2 separate regions of the Homo sapiens genome follow, and region 2 is linked to region 1. A link is a contact called in ENCODE Hi-C or POLR2A ChIA-PET data. All regions are on one chromosome and are shown on one strand. Each heading gives the region's core, a stretch centred on a gene start or an enhancer-like site at or near the end of the contact. The rest is flanking DNA. Distances are from core to core; before and after follow the strand shown.

Region 1 (5,647 bases), core at 1,821-4,320:
TTGATCCTCAAATGGGATGGGGGCGAGTGGGCGGATTCTGAGGCTGCCTTTGGAATGCGTTTCTGTGATCCTAGGAGGGAATTTCAATGCATTCTTCCATTCACGTATTTATTTATTCACAGATTCCTATCAGGCGAAGGCCGCCTTTCCTGGCCTCCCCCACAGGCCCGCCAGCGATTCGTCCTTACAAGGCTAGCCTCCACGGGCTGCCCTCTGTGTAAATAAAGCCACAGACTTCCGCCCACAGGTCGCCGCAGGTCCCGCCCGCAGCGCCGGGCCGCGGGGGAGGCGGGAACTGGTGCTACGGCCGCTACGCAGGCCTCGGGAGGCTCGGAGCCCGCCACGCCCCAGCCCTCTCGCAGGGCCGGGGAGCCACGGGGCCAAAAGGAGGAGCAGGTGGAAGAAATCCAGGCTCAGACCGTCGGAGTCCCCACCCATGAGCACCCTTCTCCACTGATCACTCAGAACATGGTAGGCCCTAGAGAGACAGCAGCCCGAATCTTCCCAGAAACCCTGCAGGAGATTCCTTCTTCCCATTTTATAGAAGGGAGGCTGAGGCTCGGCACGTTGAAATGGCTTGACCAAGGTCCCACAGGCAAAAAAATGGTACAGCAAGATATTGTAACCCAATATCTGGCTGCAAAACCCAGTCTCTCCCCAACCCACCTATCGTCACCGAGATTGTAAAACTTCTAACCGGGAAGAATCAAATACATGCACAACGGGTTACAGGTTAACAGACAGATGGGAGCGGAAAGGGACATTCCAGCGCTTCCCTGGGCGTGTCGCACAGGGCAACTCCAACCACAGGCGAATTTTCCTGGGTGACAGTTAAACTCCTTTTTGCATGAAAAAATACAGATTCTTATTAAAACAATAATCGATTAGACTATAAAACTCTCAAAGTTATTTCGGATCAAAATTATTTTCGGCTGTTTCCACACCTTTTTTTCTCGATTGTGCAGAAATTCTTCACACCGTCTGCACAGATGGGCAAACTGAGACCCGGACGAGTCCCATTGAGAGAGAGAGGCAGAGCCGGGGTTGGGAGAAGACTGAGATTTCTGGGATCCGGCTTGGGGTGTTTCCGCTGGGTGGGGGCGCCGGTTTGCGAAGAGCTTTCCTCGGACAGCTACTGCTGATTTTTGTCGCTCAGCCAGCCAAGTGGGGGCGATTCTGAGTAATCGCAGGCAATCAGCGCGGCTGGGGTTAAAAGCGAAAGGGACTCGCGGGCGAACGGCCGGGGAGGGCGGCGGGCACAGAGCCCAGACGCCGGCAAAGGCGGGGCGCCGCCGGGGTTCCCTCGGTGCGAGCGCGCGCGGCACTTCCTGCTTTTGCTCCTCCCTGCGGTCCTGCCGGCCGTTGTAAACTGGCGCTGCGGGCCACACCCGTGTTCCAGGCCCGCTAACCCACCGGCGGCCCCAGAGCCCCAGGCGGCCCCAGAGACCCAGCCTCAATCCTCAGTCCTCGTACAGTCCTCAGGTCCAAGTTCTGGCCATAGGAACGCCAGCCAGATCTGCAGCTCAGCTAGCTGAATTTCAGGTTCCAGAGACCTGGCCCTTTTCTTCCATGTAGGGGACAGTCAGGTTCTCTGGCCTGGGTTTTCTAAAAGTACCCAGAGTTGAACTACCTTCCACTCAGCAATCCCATTACTGGGTCTGTACCGAAAGAAAAATAAGTGGTTCTTCCAGAAAGACACATGAATCCCTATGTTCATCGAAGTGCTATTCACAATAGCAAAAACTTGGAATCAACCCAGGTGCTTGTCAATGGTGGATTGGATAAAGAAAATATGGCTCATACACACCACGGAACACTATGCAGTCATAAAAAGAATGAAATCGTGTCCTTTGCAGCAACATGGATGCAGGTGGAGGCCATTATCCTAAGTGAACTAATCAGGAAAAGAAAATCAAATACCACATATCCTCACTTATAAGCAGGAGCTAAACAATGGGTACACATGGACATAAAGGTGGACATGATAGACACTGAGGACTACTAGAGTTAGTGGGAGAGGGAGCAGAGCAAGGGCTGGAAAATTACCTCTTGGGTGCTATGCTCACTATCTGAGTGACAAGCTCAATTATACTAAAAACCTCAGCATTAGGCAATATACCTTTGTAACAAACCTGCACATGTACCCCCAATTATAAAATAAAAGTTGGGACGGGTGCAGTGGCTCACTCTTTTAATTCCAGCACTTTGGGAGACAGAAGGGGGAGGATGGCTTGAGGCCAGGAGTTTGAGACCCACCTGGGCAACAAAGTGAGACCTCATCTCTACAAAAAATTTAAAAATTAGCTAGGCATGGTGGCGTGCACCTGTGGTCCCAGCTACATAGGAGGCTGAGACAGAAGGATTGCTTGAGCCTAGGAAGTCGAGGCTGCAGTGAGCCATGTTCCTGCTACTGCACTCCAGCCTAGGCACTGGGCTGGACACCGTTTCAAAATAAAGTAAAATAAAAGTTGAAAAAAATATATAAAACAAACAAAACAACCCACACTTGACATTTGCTGACTATATGGCCTTGGGAAAATTACTTAACCTCAGTCTCAGTTTCTGCATCTGTAAAATGTGAGTTACTGACACTTACCTCATATAATTGTTGTGAGAAGTAAATATGTGCCTATCTGTAAAGGCCTAGAACATTTGAAAAAAAACTAATTAAATGCTATGTTTTGTTATTAGTGTTAGTTAGGCCTAGGTAGGAATCTTGTTTAGGCCACTTAAGAACTGGATGACCAGGCAGGTGTACTTTCTTCAGTTTCCCCACCTGGAAAAAGGAGTTTATTACACTTTATGTCACAGGGTGATGGTGAGGTCCCCATTATCCAGCAATTCCACAAGTGATGATGTTTGCAACTCTTACTGTTTGCCAGCACTGTCTTAAGCATTTGACCCTTATTAACTCATTTAATTCTACAATTACAGTATGAGAGAGGTATTAAGAGCATCCCATTTCACAAATAGGAAATTGAGGAACGAAGAAGTTAAATGACTTACCCAAAGTCACACAGCTACTAAGTAGGACTTGAATCTACAAAGTTTGGCTCCTTATTCCATATTCTTAATTCCTGCAGGATGTATCAGACACAATGCTAGGCAATGGGCATGCAGCCAGGAATGATACCACACACAGCTGCCTCCTCAACAAAGGCAAGGGGTTCCTTTCTGAGCTTATTGGCATTCCTTATATATGATTAAGCATTGCATGCATATGCTATATTTTATATAATAAGGTGGCTTGCACACCGTAGATATTCAAGATTGTTGGTTTCCCTCACTGTAATTTTTGGGGGTCCAGTTCCAAGTGCTTACATGGAATGTGGAGGGAGGTTAGGTTTTAAGTGATAGAGAAGTTGGTGTCTAATAGATGCTCCACATACCTAAGTTCCCTCGTCTGTGTACTTAGTGATCTTCCAGCTAAAGAGAATAAAACAGCACAGGCTTAAGGTTTAGACCTTTTAACAATAATAATAATTACTTCTGCCTTTGCAGAGTAATTCTGTTTCTGTAGAATTATGTCTGCACTGTGGGGTTCCCAGAATTGAGGGTAAATTTACTGTATTTATCACTTAATCATTTCCAAAACAGCTTATGACTATGGCATCTTTAGTCAAAGGCCCAGAATTCTCCTCCTACCCTCTGTCTTTGGAGTCCCCGTGGTAATTTTTGCTGTAAATGGCTAAAGCTATTAAATATAGTGTACATCTTCCTGCCATGGAAATATAAGCTGTCATTACATTCATTGCTTAAATGTTGTGATTATTTCAAACTTGGCTTTTGTATTTGAAGCCTTGAGTTAAATGTGGAAAGTAAGGGAGAAAACGGATAATGGTTAGAAATAAAAACGTGCAGTGGATAGGTTTCCAAAGTAATAAAAAGCCACTTTAAATTTCAAAAGATTTTAAACCTGTGTAGTTCCAGACAGAATACCCTAAATTCCCATCAAACATTGTGTCTCTATTCTGAGGGTCAGAACCGCCTTGAGGCAATTCAATGAACTCAACTGACAACAAAGAATTAAATCATTAATTTCTGCTTGTAAAAGAGATAGCCTGTGGACAACACTCAGCAGATGGTAGGTATTCACAAGGAAACTATTATGATTAGAGACAGGGATATGGAGAGAACAAAGACAGTATACTCAGCTGACATTTATTGAGCACCTACTATGTGACAGTTGCTTTCAAATCCATTATTTCAAATAAACCTCAAAATAAGGCTATGAGGAAAAGATCATATTATAGAAGAGGAAACTGACACTCCAAGACGCTTGTTAACTTGCCGAGAAAGTGAGTGGCAAAGTCTGAGTTGGAAGAAGTTGGGTCTGACTTCAAGTTCAGTATCTGATTCGCTGCACCTCTCTGCTTTTTCCCTGTATGCCCAAATGTCAGTCATTTTAGAGCTGGAGGTGAGGATCAGAGGGGACTTTAAGATCGCCTCACCCAGAGTTTCTCTGCCTCTTTTATAATCCAAGTCACCCTAGATAAACACAAAAACCTTACATCCTCTTTTAATGAGTTTCAAATTCAAAATAAGCAAAATATCATGATTCAAAACAAATCAAAGCAAGGGGACATTTTCAGTATTTTGTTTTGAAACAAAACAAGTCTTTCCAGCACTTTTGTTTCCAGCTCCGTGCCTCCACCAACCTCACTGGAGAGCTGGTGATCCTTTGCCCCCCTCCTCCTAGTCATTGACTTCCAAGGAAGTTGAGCTCAGAGCGGACTGACTGACTAGCTTGTGACATGGTCAGCTCTTGAACTCAGGTCTGCCTGACTCCAGTGTGGTATCTTTTCTGTAAACACCCTGCTTACTTCATAGCCTGGTCTCTTACTGAACCCCAGCTCACAGTCCACACTTCGGACTGACTTTATCACCTCTAGTTTCCAGAATGTGTCCTCCTCCTTCCTGGCCGTTGCTCAGGCTTTTCCTCTCCGTGGAACACCCTCACTACCGCTCCTCCCCGCTTGTCTGGGGAGCCCCTGTTCCCCAAGCTTCAGCTGAAATGCAGCTTACTTTAGGAGCTTTTCTGGACTCCTGCCTATATCCAAATGAAGGGGACTGATTCCTTTTGTACACGTGCCCATGTACCCATGTAGAATTATCTTTTGGCATTTGCTAACACTTTAATATTCTTTACACGTCTCTTCCTTTTTTTTCTTCCTTTTTTTTTTTTAATTTGAGACAGAGTTTCACTCTTGTCACCCAGGCTGGAGTGCAGTGGCATGATCTTGGCTCACTGCAACCTCTGCCTCCCCGATTCTAGCGATTCTCCTGCCTCACCCTCCTAAGTAGCTGGGATTACAGGCATGCGCCACCATGCCCAGCTAATTTTGTATTTTTAGTAGAGAAGGGGTTTCACCATGTTGGCCAGGCTGGTCTCGAACTCCCGACCTCAGATGATCCACCTGCTTTGGCCTCCCAAAATGCTGGAATTACAGGTGTGAGCCACTGCGCCCAACCTAAGTCTCTTTTTCTTAATCGCCTATGACCTCCTTGGATATCTCACTCTACTACTACCAAAATGATGGTGGTTGGGGTGGATCCATATCTTTGTATTCTTTCAAGAGTGCCTGGCATTTAGCAAGCACTCAGTAAATGTTTATGACACACACACACACACACACACACACACACA
Region 2 (5,647 bases), core at 2,111-4,610, 520 kb after region 1:
CTGGTCAACATGGCAAAACCTTGTTTTTACTAAAAATACAAAAATTAGCTGGGCGTGGTGGTGTGCGCCTGTAATCCCAACTACTGAGGAGGCTGAGGCAGGAGAATCACTTGAACCCGGGAGGCGGAGGTTGCAATAAGCCGAGATCGCAGCACTGCCCTCCAGCCTGGGCGACAAAGCAAGACTCCATCTCAAAAAAAAAAAAAAGAAAAGAAAAGAAATGGAGACCTCCCTACTTCTACCCACTGGAGAAAACTTGAGAAAGGATGTAGGGCAAAAAGTGACTCTTGAACTCTTAAGAGAAGACAATTGGAACTGGAGGAATAGAATGGTCAGAAGCGCTGAGATGGGAACATCAAGGATCGAATCCTAGCTGTAATAGGTGGTTTCTAATAGGAAGAAGGAAAGGGAGGCTAGAATTGACGATACAGGGGTAGGTGAGACAGCTGGCTCAGACCAATGGGGAGCTCCTCTAGAATCATCCTGAGTTTGAGATTGACCAGTCTTGCAACAGATTCAGAATGGCTGGCAGAGAAGAAACTAAATTTAAGGATGTCAGGAGGCAGACATCCTGATGAGTTTCAGAGGCTGAGATTTTTTTTTTTTTAAACTATAAACTTTGGGAAGACTGGGACCACGTCTCTCTTGACCAGGATATGTTCTCTGTGTCTGGCACATATAGGTGCTTAATATTTTTAATAATAAATGGCTAGATTAGACTATTGGCAGAGGAATAAATAGGAGGGCTGAGACTGAGAGGCTTTAGGAAGGCAGGCGTAACTGGACTTGGCAACAATGGAGAGGAAGGAGGTAGAGGCTATTTGAGTTTCAGTTCTTGGCAGAATGTTGGGGTCACTGATATAAATGAGAGTATTTGGCCTTTATTTCATCATCTTATCATCAAATGGCAATACCATACCTAAGCTGGGATGCTACGTAGGTAAAGGATTAGGACTGGGTTTATTTACTTCACTGGTCACTAGAGTAGCTTTTACAAAATTGACTGCCTTCAAGGGCCTTCCAGGTAATGCACGCCCCAACACAAGCTGTATTTGTCTTCTTGCTGTTCCCCCTCCCAGGACCTCTGCGCTCGCTGTTCCCCTGCCTGGAACACTCTTCCCCCAGATTTCCATGAGGTCCACTCCTCATGTCTTTCAGGTGTATCCTCAAATTTCACTTGCATCTTGCATAGGAACCACCTCCTCCTTGCATTCCTAATCCCCCTGAGTAATCACTTGCTAGTATACTATATCTACACTATGTAATTTATTTGATTTATTGGGTATTGTCTATCCCTACTAAAATGTAATCTCCAAAAGAGCAAGGATTAAAAAAAAAAGTTTTTCTCTCCATTGTTTTTCCAATACCTAGAAGAGAAAATTCTGCACAGCCTGACCCTAGAAGGGGCTTGATTATTTTCGCTAAGGACTTATGGCTAAGTGAGTGATTGAACTGTGTAACCAACAGGTAGTGATGGAGCCTGAGGGAACTGGTGATTGCATAACTCCTCGCACGCCCCCAAAGCTGACAAAGGCATTCAAATCAAGATTTAAAAGAATACAGTACCTGCCACTCAGAACTCTACTGCAAGCTGGATTATGTCTATGAAGCCCCAGGCTTTGACCCTTGCTCTAAATAGAGCTAAGGATAAAACCAGGTATGCATCTGACCCTCCAGTTCTCAGTTTGGAGGGTTTCTAAGAAACACCATCTCCCCACCCAATATGGCAGATCTTGCTGATTTAAAACACATGCAGAATTGAACCATTTCCCACAATAAGAAGAAAGTGATACACAATCCCTTCCCCAAATATTTGTTTGCTGCCCCATAGCTACGAGTTGACAGTTGTTAGACATGGAACAGGTTACCAAATGAGGTTGCAGAAATCTCTTTCTCTGGAAATTCTTTAGAAGAGCAATGTGCTTTCTCTCTAGCTAGGGAAATTCTCTTGATTCCAAGCTGTTACAATGAGATTACTGGGCTGCTTTCTTCTTCCATTAATAAGAATATAAAAAAGAATTCTTAGGTCACCAGGTCAAGCCCCAGAGGCCTTCTGGGTAGTGTGACTCTGACAGTCATCTTTCTGGGATGGTTTAGATGGTGTGGGGTGAGGGGTTGGGAATGGCGATGTTCCTCAGCTGTGGATGAGCATGATCATAAGGCATTTCCTTGTAAGGCTGGGGAAATAGTAGTGGCTACCTAGCTAGATCAGGTTTAAATGCATGCCACAGTTACTCTTCCAGTTTCTTGTGAGAGGTCTCTGTTTGAAAGATAGAGACGCTGAGTCTTTGTGACTGAAGGCCATGATTGTAATATTGAGCACTCTGTAGGTCTGTTGAGGGGATTCATAACATACATTGAAGAAAATATTTTCCTTGCTCCTACTAGGTTACTCCCGCCATGATTCTTAGAAAGATTTGAGTCTATCCAATTTTTTCTATTCCTACTCTTTTTGCTTGTCATTTTTATATGTGCTTACGTGACACAGAGAGCAAGCATGCTGTGCTTTGTACATAAAAACATTCCATGAACACAATAAGGCATTGAGTGCATTTCCTATCCTATTTTCTATAAAGGTTTACTGGTTTCAAAGTAATTTCAGACTCCACTGATCCCATTCAAAGCCTTTGATTCTTACTTGGGAGGTATCTCTCACTCAGGAAACTGAGGCTCAGAAAGTTGATGGAGTTAGTGCAGGATTACCTGACCTAGAAGTGGTGGAGTTGGCACCAGAAGGAAGTTCTTTGGACACCACATCCTGTGTTTGTTTCTACTCCCAAACTGCCTTGTGGTATGGAGTTTGAGTCATCTATATTTTCTCACCCAAGTCCTCTTTTGACTAACTGCAGACCTGTGTGAGATGGGCTTACCCAAGTCAGACATGCACTTTCTGGGCACAGAAGCCAATTGGGCCACATAGCAAGTAGAAGTTAGGGCTGGGTGATTGATTGATTGGTATCCCACATGGAAAGATTTGAAGCAACTAATTTGCTCTAATATAAACTGCTACTTACTGTGCACTGATGCCAGATGTTGAGCTCATCACACCTTATTTTGCTGAATTCTCATATCATTGGGAGATGCAGGTTTAGGTAATAGTTTTGTACTGCCAAGGAAGCTGCTTATCTGACTTCACAAAGTTATATAACTCGGAAATAGTAGAACCAGATTTCAGACTCAGGTCTTCTGCCCCCAAAGTCGCTGATTTAACTACTATCCAGTGATTTCCAAGCCAAGTTGTAAGGACATTCCAGGCAGAAATAGCCATACCTGTAAATGCTATAGAAACATGAACCAGCAAAGCAAGAGAGGAGTTGCAATGGCTAGAATTGTGTAACTTGCCTTCAGCCACGTAGCCATGGTGGCAGAGCTAGGATTTGAATTCAAGTCTTTGTGACTCATTGTCATGAGGCCATACTGCCTGTCAGGAAATGGGTTTGGTCCTCACACTGTAAGTCTAGATAGATCAGTGTGGTGAAGGCATCTGGGTATTCACTTGGTACTGTGGGTCAAGGTACTACCAGCAGTCACAGATGGGTCAGCAGCAAGTGTTCTCTAGATCACATGTCCTTTCCACAGGATGAGTCTCTTGGGCAACAGGAAATTATCTGATGACAGAGGTGAGCAGTATGGTATAATGGAAAGAAAATAGACACTGAGTTTGAATTCTGGCTCTGCAATCTACTGGCTGTGTGACAAGTGCAAGTTCCTTAACCTCTCTGTGCCTGCTGTTCACCCTTTCCCTCGCCAATCATCCACTTCTTTTATTTTGTTTTATTTTTTTTGAGATGGAGTCTCATTCTGTCGCCCAGGCTGGAGTACAGTTGCATGGTCTTGGGTCACTGCAACCTTTGCCTCCTGGGTTGAAGCAGTTCTCCTGCCTCAGCCTCCCTAGTATTTGGGACTACAGGCACATGGCACCACACCTGGCTAGTTTTTGTATTTTTTAGTAGAGATGGGGTTTCATCGTGTTGGCCAGGCTGGTCTCAAACTCCTGACCTCAAGTGATCTTCCCGTCTTGGCCTCCCAAAGTGTTGGGATTACAGGCGTGAGCCATTGCACCCGGCCCCCACTTGTTTTTCATGAAAAACTAATATTAAATGTTTCTTTTGGAGGGCTTTGTAAGGATTAAATAATATGTATGTCAAACATATGGCACATAGTAGATGTTCAATATATGGCAATGCTTTATTAATATGACTTGAAAAAAATTACTGCTTTTCTTTTTTGGACATTTCTCATAATTATGTGAAGCTCTTGTTTGAGGAACATGTTAAATAGTAAGAAATGGAATTCTAAATTATAAATCTGGTATTTCCAAACAGGAAAAAAATAATTATATATTTTAAGGTGAATTTCACTAAATGAGGATGGACATTTTTGAGTTGACTTTTATGGGATTTAAAAGGTTGTAGTCATGTTTTAAGTTAATAGAAACTGGTCGCTCATGCTTTTTCTATAAAGGAAACCATAGAAACAAAAATAAAAAATAGAATTAATCGATAAATCTATTATTCTACAACTTTAAAAATTATACAAACAAGTGTAAAATCTATATCCTCCTCCTGCAGTTCCACCCTCAGGAGCAACCACTATTAACAATTTGTTGCATATTCTTTTTTTTAAAACCTTACTAATATATCATGGATGTCTTTCCATTTTATCTTTCATAGCTCAACTCGTTTTAAAAGTATTTAACAGCTTGATGTATGATTTATATATCATAAAATCCAGCCATTGTAAATGTATAATGCTGTTATTTTGTAAATTTATACAGTGGTGCAATCATCACCTACTCCAGTTTTAGAACACTTATTACTCCAAAAGTTTCCTTACACCTGTTTGCAGTCAACCCCAAGCCCCAGTCAGAGGCGCTTTCTGTCTTTATAGGTGTTCTTTTTAGAAATTTTATATAAATAGAATCACATAGCGTGCTTTCTTTTATATCTGGCTCTTTTCACTTAGCATAATGTTTTTAAGGATCATCCATGTTGTTACATATATCAGTAGTTCCTTTTTCTTGCTGAGTAGTATTCTGTTATATGGATATACAATACTTTATTTAACAGTTGGTTAAACTATGATGGATATTTGGTTGGTTTTCAGCTTGGGAATATCAATAATGCTGCTATGAATATTCACATACAATTCTTTGTGTTGATGTATGTTTTTATTTTATTTTATTTGGTTTGTTAATATTTTGTATTGAAGTTGCCGGGTTGTGTGGTAAGATGTGGCTGTATTTTACATTTCCATCAGCAATGTATAAGGGCATCACTTTCTCCACAATTCTCTAACACTTGGTATTGTCAGTCTTTGTGATAATATTCTAGTAAGTGTGCAGTAGTATCTTATTGTGATTTTAATTTGCATTTCCTTAGTGACTAATGATTTGAGCACTTTTTCATGTGTACATTGGCCATTTGTATATTTTCTTTGCAGAAGTGTCCACATCTTTTGCCAATGTTATCATTGGGTTGTTTTTCCTCTTATTATTTGAGTTTTAAAATATATTTTATATGCAAGTATATTATCAGATGTGTTGTTTGCAAATATTTTCTTCCAGTCTGTAGCTTGTCTTTTCGTTTTCTAATTGTTTCTTTTGAAGAAAAAGATTTTTAAATTTTGATGAAGTCAAAATTTTTTC

What was found. Hi-C counts contacts between places; a loop is a spot of excess contacts on that map. ChIA-PET counts read pairs that join two places held with the same protein, here RNA polymerase II (POLR2A). Pooled maps may share reads with other maps.
Region 2: a map with no recorded cell type shows a loop between it and region 1 (12-fold over the local background). The contact joins two enhancer-like sites. A Hi-C loop is called at or near these places in 3 of 37 single-sample maps with no recorded cell type and 4 of 50 pooled maps. POLR2A ChIA-PET finds 5 or more read pairs at or near these places in 1 of 52 experiments (activated naive CD4-positive, alpha-beta T cell).

The regions. Positions count from the first base shown.
Region 1 is chr1:58,815,146-58,820,792 of GRCh38, forward strand. All of the region lies in intron 1 of JUN-DT (JUN divergent transcript), which reads left to right. LOC101926907 (a long non-coding RNA gene) reads left to right here. Exons shown (of 2, transcript XR_246327.5): 2 at 123-897. Among named protein-coding and RNA genes, the nearest start is that of JUN-DT, 33 kb to the left of the region's middle. RefSeq lists an enhancer at 1-775 and silencers at 217-416, 1,229-1,378. Within about 2 kb of position 3,071, at least 3 of the 41 ENCODE cell types and tissues checked have a DNase peak (open chromatin) inside an H3K27ac peak, as active enhancers do.
Region 2 is chr1:59,330,376-59,336,022 of GRCh38, forward strand. All of the region lies in intron 2 of FGGY (FGGY carbohydrate kinase domain containing), which reads left to right. Among named protein-coding and RNA genes, the nearest start is that of FGGY, 36 kb to the left of the region's middle. Within about 2 kb of position 3,361, at least 3 of the 41 ENCODE cell types and tissues checked have a DNase peak (open chromatin) inside an H3K27ac peak, as active enhancers do.